Regions from separate parts of the Mus musculus genome. Here regions 2 and 3 are each linked to region 1. The links are chromatin loops, found by intact Hi-C in ENCODE. Cell type or tissue: heart. All regions are shown on one strand.

Evidence for each region. Hi-C counts contacts between places; a loop is a spot of excess contacts. Peaks named below come from ENCODE experiments on the same cell type or tissue, not always from the same donor. Only the 100,000 strongest peaks of a DNase experiment are listed, where the experiment ranks them.
Region 2: a loop joins it to region 1, with 2.1 times the contacts of the local background. A loop is called at or near these places in 2 of 42 quality-filtered maps.
Region 3: it touches region 1 in a loop (4-fold over the local background); 14 of 42 quality-filtered maps call a loop at or near these places.

Annotation. Positions count from the first base shown.
Region 1 is chr12:4,079,151-4,081,650 of GRCm38, forward strand. No RefSeq gene overlaps it. Among named protein-coding and RNA genes, the nearest start is that of Dnajc27, 2.2 kb to the right of the region's middle. In heart, a CTCF peak has its summit at 1,365 (motif pointing left); no DNase peak of the experiment used is centred here.
Region 2 is chr12:3,780,189-3,782,688 of GRCm38, forward strand. It overlaps Dtnb (dystrobrevin, beta), which reads left to right. Exons shown (of 18, transcript NM_001162465.2): 18 at 918-2,500. The coding sequence ends at 1,093. Among named protein-coding and RNA genes, the nearest start is that of Dnmt3a, 26 kb to the right of the region's middle. In heart, CTCF peaks have their summits at 269 and 1,559 (motif pointing right); DNase peaks (open chromatin) are centred at 313 and 1,513; H3K4me3 peaks cover 1,054 bases; H3K27ac peaks cover 2,398 bases.
Region 3 is chr12:3,660,165-3,662,664 of GRCm38, forward strand. The region is part of intron 8 of Dtnb (dystrobrevin, beta); the gene reads left to right. Among named protein-coding and RNA genes, the nearest start is that of Dtnb, 89 kb to the left of the region's middle. In heart, a CTCF peak has its summit at 1,301 (motif pointing right); no DNase peak of the experiment used is centred here.

The sequences.
Region 1 (2,500 bases):
TGGCAGAGTGTTGAGGTTACAGACAGCTGTGAGCTGCTGTGTGGGAACTGAACCCAGGTCCTCTGGCAGGGCAGCTAGTGCTTTTAACTACTGAGCCCTCTCTCCAAGCCCTACCCAACTCTATTCCAAAGAAAATCTTAAGTCACATTGAAGGAGACAGTAAAAAACTAACTCAACTACCCTGAGAACCTATATGATAATGGTATCTGTCAGTTTAGGACAAGAAGAGTTGTCAATAAATTCTGAAAACTGAATTCTAGCGCAAAGAATTTCCATTTTTGAAATGACGAGTTAGCAATTCTGGAAAAACTTTCTATATATTGCAAATGACCAAATACTCTGGGGAAGCCAGGATCTCCCTGTAAGAAGAACATAGTTGTGAGGAGAGGGGAACCACCAGGATGCTTTCTGTTATACTGAAATGCATGCATGGCTTGTTTTAAAATATGGATTCAGATGTGTGTGTGTGTGTGTGTGTGTGTGTGTGTGTGTGTGTGATCTCAGTCAACTGGAGGAGCCAAACGCAAAGGCACGCTGGTGTCAGCAAGCACACCTAAGACGTGGGTGTAGATGCCACCTAAGGAATCTTGAGAAGAACACAAGGAGTTGGGAAAGGTTTGTTATACCAAAGAGCAAGAAAATGCTCAAAAGTGGTGGAAACAGGGAAGAGTAGAGGAGGCCTGGGGTGCCGCTCAGGATAGGGCTCTGTCCAGCACACAGGGTCTGGAGTCCCCAGAATTCTTTGACCAGCCAGTGAGCCAGTTCAGTAAAAGATCCTGTCTCAAAGGTAAGATGGATGGCTGTATGTATTTCTTAGAAATACATACTGAAGTATTTATGGGTTTAAAAAGTTCATAAATTAATTTCAAATGACTGAGAAAATGTGTGTGCATATATGTACAAATAGTGAACACAACCTCCATAGTAAATTCCACCCCTACCCCCGGGGTGTGCACACATGTAGACATGCACACACACATGAAATTTGAGTATGAACTATGTTTTAAGTCAACCTTTCTTAGTTTTATTTGTTACTGGTGGTTCCTTTAATCTAATCTCTCTCTCTCTCTCTCTCTCTCTCTCTCTCTCTCTCTCTCTTTCACACACACACACACACACACACACACACACACACACACACACAAACACACACACAGAGTATACTGGCTCAAAGAAATACCTAGGTGCAAACTCATTAAATACCTATACCTTAATAATTTAGTAGCCACTCAAATACAAGCAAGTGTGCCTCTCAAGCAAACTCTATCAGATTGAGTTCCTAGTCCATTTTTAAATTCACAGATACCTAAACTGCAACTTCAATATGGCATAGACAGGGATGTGGCGCCATCTGCTGTTAGAATTGCAAACAGCACCAAGGCGTATTTTTGTAGTCATGATTCACTGTTTGCCTTGAAAATTTATAACCTAGAGGCTCTTCCCTATATAATCCAGATGTTTTGTGCTGGTGCTCTCCTGCCCCCATCCTCTTCCTCCTCTTCTTCTTCCTCCTCCTCTCCTTCTCTCCCTGCATGGGTACCCTTTCTCTCTTTCTCTTACCCCTCCCCTCTCTCTCCCCATGGCGACTTCCCTGGCCTCCTTTCTTGGGGCCAGTGAAGTCACCTGCCTGAGAGCAGCTTCCCAGTGACCCTGCCTTTAATATATTCCAATCTGGTTTGAATTGGCTCATTTCACTAGTAGCTGAGAAATAACAGATCAGATGGTGCCGAAACACAGCAGTTTACATCTCCTACAGTATTTCCCAGGGCCACATATTACATTGTTATGCCAATTATTGGAAAAGGTTCTATCTTTTTTTTCTTCAAAAAAAGCATTTAATATTTTAAATTAAGCATGCTTGAAACTGACTTAAAGTAACTACTGTCATCCACTGTGTCTTCCCAGACTTGGTTTAAGATGTTTAAAGCCCTGTGGGAGCAGAAACCTTCACCTTGGGATTACTGAGAAATTGTCAGCCATCTTTGTCAATCTCTGTTTACATCTGTAACTGAAATTATTGACTAAAAGAATAGTGTGTCTGTCAGACTGACTTTCATTCTAACAGTTGCTTTCCATAAGAAGTTATCGTAAAATTTATGATTCTACCTTATCTACCTTATCTTGTCAGGTAAGGGGAAAGGGAACAAGATTCTGGGTTAAGCCTGGATGTTGGCAGCTGTGAGAATCCCACACCATCACAGAGCTGGACAAACCTTAAGAACTATCCAGCCAGTCTTCCTCCTGAGGATGGGGGCCATTAGACTGATGCCAGAGAGGGAAAATTAACACACACACACACACACACACACACACTGCCTCTGCTCCAAAAGGCAACTCTGGTTTTCAACCAGGAAAGAGTCTTGTTCAAGGTCCTTTTCCAGAACCAGGGTCAGACTCCCAATTCTCATCTGATGCTACCTTCTTCGATGAAGCCTTTGCAGGCTGTCTGCAGATTGAAGCAACCGTCCATTAAGAATAATCAGGGGAGGGGTGATTATGT
Region 2 (2,500 bases), 300 kb before region 1:
CCTAGAATCTGTCATGTAGCCCAGGGTATCCTCAAACTCATAAAGATTAATAACTGCTTCTGCATCCTGAGTGCTGGGACCAAAGAGATGGACCAACACACCTGGTCTCTACTTTTTTTTTTTTTTTTTTTAATTGGGAATCTTTTTCAGTTACAAATCTTCAGGGTAGAAAACCCAGGCAGGGCCATGGCATCACCAGGCAGCAAAGGAACTTTCTCAGACAGCCTTCTAAGTCCTGTCATCTCAGAGCTGCCTCTGGGCTGACTAGTCCCCGCCCTCCCTGCAAGGTCAGCCCACACACGTGGTTTGCAGAGCTGGCTGCAGATGCGCTGCACCCGGGTGCTGCTGCTTAGTATGTGCAGACCAGCACAGGCTGCTGTGCACTGTGGTGAGGTCAGGGACTGACTGAGGGCCTTCAGCAGCCTACCAGGTCCCCTTTGTCCCTAGGTCCAGAGGGACAGCATGGGAGTCCCTCGGTGCACACACTCAAGAACCTGCTGCCAGGGCTTGAGTCAGCTGGTGTCTCTGCCTCTGACCCATGGCAGGACCCATGAGAAGCCAGCAGTCAGGCAGATGAAAAGGGCCGCACACTGCAGCCTGCCGTCTGCTGCCAAGAGGCTGGCCTTCCTCCCTTTCCAAACCTGCCACTGTGAACCCAGTTTTTTATTCAGTCGGAGTAATTCCCACCCTTGTGACACAAGCAATGACCTCAGAAGACACTCTCGCTACACCCCAACCCTGTCCCTCTGAAAGAGAAGACATTGACATGCACAACTGAAAAGCCAGAGAGACCACACACACACACACACACACACACACACACACACACACACACACACCCATTCAGGTCTGCTGGTTCACAGCAGCTTTGTCCTGAGCCCCCAGTGTGCTTGTGACTAACAGTCTGTCTTGTACAGGCGCAGAGGCGGAGGAGCAAGCTGGCACCGAGAAGACAAGGGAAGGTCTTCCCCCCAGAGGCACATTCCTGTCCGTCTTTCTGCTGCACACCTGGACCAAGCTTGCAGGCTGCCAGACTCACTCAACCTCCAGAGAGAGGAGCCAAGCCTATGGGAAGTGGGGAGGGACTGCCTGAGGCCGCAGCTGGTGGGCCTCCTGCATGTACTAGCATCCGCATTCCTCCCTCAGGGCATGGTCTCATCTCTGCATCAGGAATTTACCAGGAGATGGAAAAGAACAGAAAAAGCCCTGAGCCTGTGTGTGTTCCTTCCGGCACCTGGCCAGCATGGAGGGCTCTCCCTAGTCCTAGTGTGTGCACATGCAGTTCTTTCCTGCCTTCGACCTTTAACAACATTTTCTGTCTATGCAAAGAAAGCTGCAGGCCTCATTCAGTTCTGCAGACATTTACACCCTATCCTCAGTGCTAAAAATAGCGACACCACCCCCCCCCCCTTCCTCTTTGACCTGGTGAGGAGGCTTCCGCCTGCACAGTGGCGTGAGGCCCTGTTGCTGTGTAGCCAGGAGGAAGGCGGAGAACTTTAGGGGCCAGTCAGTGGGGAAGCAGCCCTGATCTGTGTGCCAAGCTGGGACTGGCCGCCAGGGGGCGCACTGCCTGGGTGCTACTCATGCATCCTGTCCTGGGGTCCTGTGGAACATGTGATCGCCAAGTCCCATTCACATTGATTTTCCTTTTTTTTTTTTTTTTCTTGCTCCCTGAGCTCCAGGATGTTATTTTTAGTAGAAGAGCTATTATAAATATTTATAAAGGGCAGCGAATGATGTGAGAGGGCCCACAGCTGGCACTGCAGCATTCCTTACCCACCTCTGCAGACCCCTCCCTAATTCTGAGGTGTGTGCAGAGCCATGGGTTAGGTCCCATGAGAGTCTCCTAAAGGAACAGTGAAGGGAGAAGGAGGAATGGATACTGTTGCAGTCCGGCTCCATCTGTCTCTCTGCCTTCACTCCCATTTCTAGCTGGAGTAACTCAAGGCTGGGAGAAGGGACAGGAACCTTGCTGAGCCAAGACCCTCAGTGTCCTGGGTACTTAGAATGAAAGGCAGGTGCACCAAGGATCACTGCCACTGTGAGGGCAAAAAGAAAAATAGGAGTTGGGTACTAGCCTCTGCCCAGCTGTTGGAAAAACACTTGGTTAGCAGGCAAAGCTAAGGACTTGGAAGGCCAGCAGGGGTTTAAGACTGCCCACTCAGGGAAAGGAGATTCAGGCTTATGGATGGCCAGAGGGGCAAAGATGAACGAGTCCATGTAGAGAGTTCTGGGGATACACTACATACCCCAGTGGTGAAATGTACCCCATAAGGGTAAGACAGCCTCACAGACATGCGGGCTGTTCTTTCCCCATCCTCAATTCTCACACTCTGTGAGACTCAAGGTCGACTCCTACCTCCTGGCTCCTCACATGAGCTTGTTTCCTCCAAAGCAGCAAGAGACAGAACAGTGAGAGTACCCAGGGCCACAGGGCCAAACTGTGCCCTCTGCGCGTCTCTGGGAGGAGTGATGTTCACCTCACCCCTGACCAGATGGC
Region 3 (2,500 bases), 420 kb before region 1:
AATGACAAAACACCATAATCATCAGACTGTATTTCTGACTTTGTGTCAGGTATTTGGGCAGGATGTGTAGGCCAGCAGTTCTCAACCTTCCTAATGTGGAACCCTTAAATACAGGTTCCCCCCCCACACACACACACAACCATAACATTTTTGTTCCTACTCTGTAACTGTAATTTTGCTACTGTTATGAATCACAATGTAAATATTTTTGGAGATAGAGGTTTGGCAAAGGGGTTGCAATCCATAGATTGAGAACTGCTGGTATTAGGATTGTCTTTCTCAACTCCATGTTTTCTGGGCTCTTTCTTGGGATGATTGAAATATGTTTGTGGCTTGAAGGACTGGAGGCTTCTTCATTCCCGTGTCCACTGCCACTCTAGGCTATCAGGAAGGCCCACCACGCTGAAGTTTTGCAAGAGTCCAGCAACATCTGCCCTATTCATGTGCTGCCCCTGGTGCTTGGCACCCGTGTTTTAGGAGACTTTGTCTAAGCCAGAGCATCTAGAGGCCAAATCTTGCAGGCAGACACACTGGGCAGAGCTTCCTGCCCTTGCCGTCTACCACACCCTCTAGGCTGGATCTCAGCCTAGGAGCAGGACAGTGGGCATGGAAGGGTGGAGTTGCTGTGAGTCCAGATGGGAGGAGAGAGCTTTGGAAACACAGCATACCACACACAGGACATTCCAAACAAGCAGGGCTTTCCTTATAGTTGATGGAACCAGAGAGATGTTCGTGGTTTTGTGCTAAATTTTCTTTATCTTTTTGTTTTGTTTTATTGTTTTTTTGTTTTGTTTTGTTTTGAGACAAGGTTTCTTTATGTAGCCTTGGCTGTCCTGGAACTTGCTTTGTAGATCAGGCTGGCCCTGAACTCAGAGATTCACTTACCTCTGCCTCCTGAGTGTTGGGATCAAAGGTGTGCATCACCACTGCTTGGCTGAATTTTACTTATAAAGAGTCCTTTACAGCACTGCAGAGGCAGAGACAGAGGCAGAGGCAAGCCTAGTCTACATAGTGAGCCACAGGCCAGCCAAGACTGTGGGTTAGATGTAGTTAGGGTATAGAAACACACAACCAACTTCTCATCCCCTGCCTCCCTGTCTGCCACTCAGATCTCTGCCTTCCCCAGTTTTCACTTTACCAAGGTCAGTCTGACTGACTCCCACCTTGGTATTCCAGACGGTGAGGGTGTTGGGGAAGAATGGGAGAATTTATGAAAATATTCTTGGACCACAGATGTGGTTCTTAGTAGAATATCTTTAGTTACATAACTAGGGGAAGTGACCTGAAAATTTCATCTTTCTAGCCAGCAGATGGCAGACTGCACCTTTGAACAGTCTTATCCCCTTTAAAAAAAATCTATAAATAAGGAAGTAGTTTTTGTTTAACAAGATGTTAAACAAATATTACTGTTTTAAAAATATTAGTGATAATCTCATATAATTTTTGAAGCATTGATACAAAAATTTTTAATATAAGGAGTCATATTTATCAGAAACAATTTTCCTTCCTTCCTTCCTTCCTTCCTTCCTTCCTTCCTTCCTTCCTTCCTTCCTTCCTCCTTTGAGATAGGGCTTCTCTGTGTAGCCCTGGCTGTTCTGGAATGCACAGAAATCTGCCTGAGTACTGGGATTAAAGCCATGAATTACTGCTAGCATCTATCTCCTTGTACCTTTTATTTTTATTTATTTTTTATTTTTTATTTTTTTGGTTTTTTCGAGACAGGGTTTCTCTGTGTAGTCCTGGCTGTCCTGGAACTCGCTCTGTAGACCAGGCTGGCCTCGAACTCAGAAATCCGCCTGCCTCTGCCTCCCAAATGCTGGGATTAAAGGCGTGCGCCACCACGCCCGGCTTCCTTGTACCTTTTAAATTCTAAAAGATAATCTGATAGTCTCTTCAGGGTGGAAAAAGTATGCTTATTGGTCATACTTTTCCCAGTTTCAAATGGATCTATGTTATATTTAATTACTACTTTGCAAATAGCACAAAATCAAATAGGAAATTATTTATCTACCTACCTTCCTTCCTACCTACCTACTTACCATTGAGACAGGGTCTCACTATGTAGCTCTGGCTGTCCTGGAACTCACTATGTAGACCAGGGTATCCTCAAATTCACAGTGATTCCCCTAGCTCTACTAGAATTAAAAGCATGTGCCACCATGCTCAGCCTGGATATGGAGATGTGTCTGAATAAATTGTAGATGTATATGAGTGCTGTACTTACATATATGCATGTGTGCTATTTGCATGCCAAGTGCCCATGGTGTTCAGAAGAGGGGGTCAGATACCATAAAACATCAGTTATGGATGGTTGTGAGCCTAGGTCCTCTGCAAGAGCAACAAGTGCTCTTAGCCTCTCCCATCTCTGGATACAAGTTTTTAATGCATAAAATAGCACTCCCACAAATAGGAAATGGGGCACAGACTTGAAGTGTAAAACAAAATCTACAAAGTCTGCTTTTTTTTCTTTGTCTTTTTCTTTTTCTTTTTTTTTTTTTTT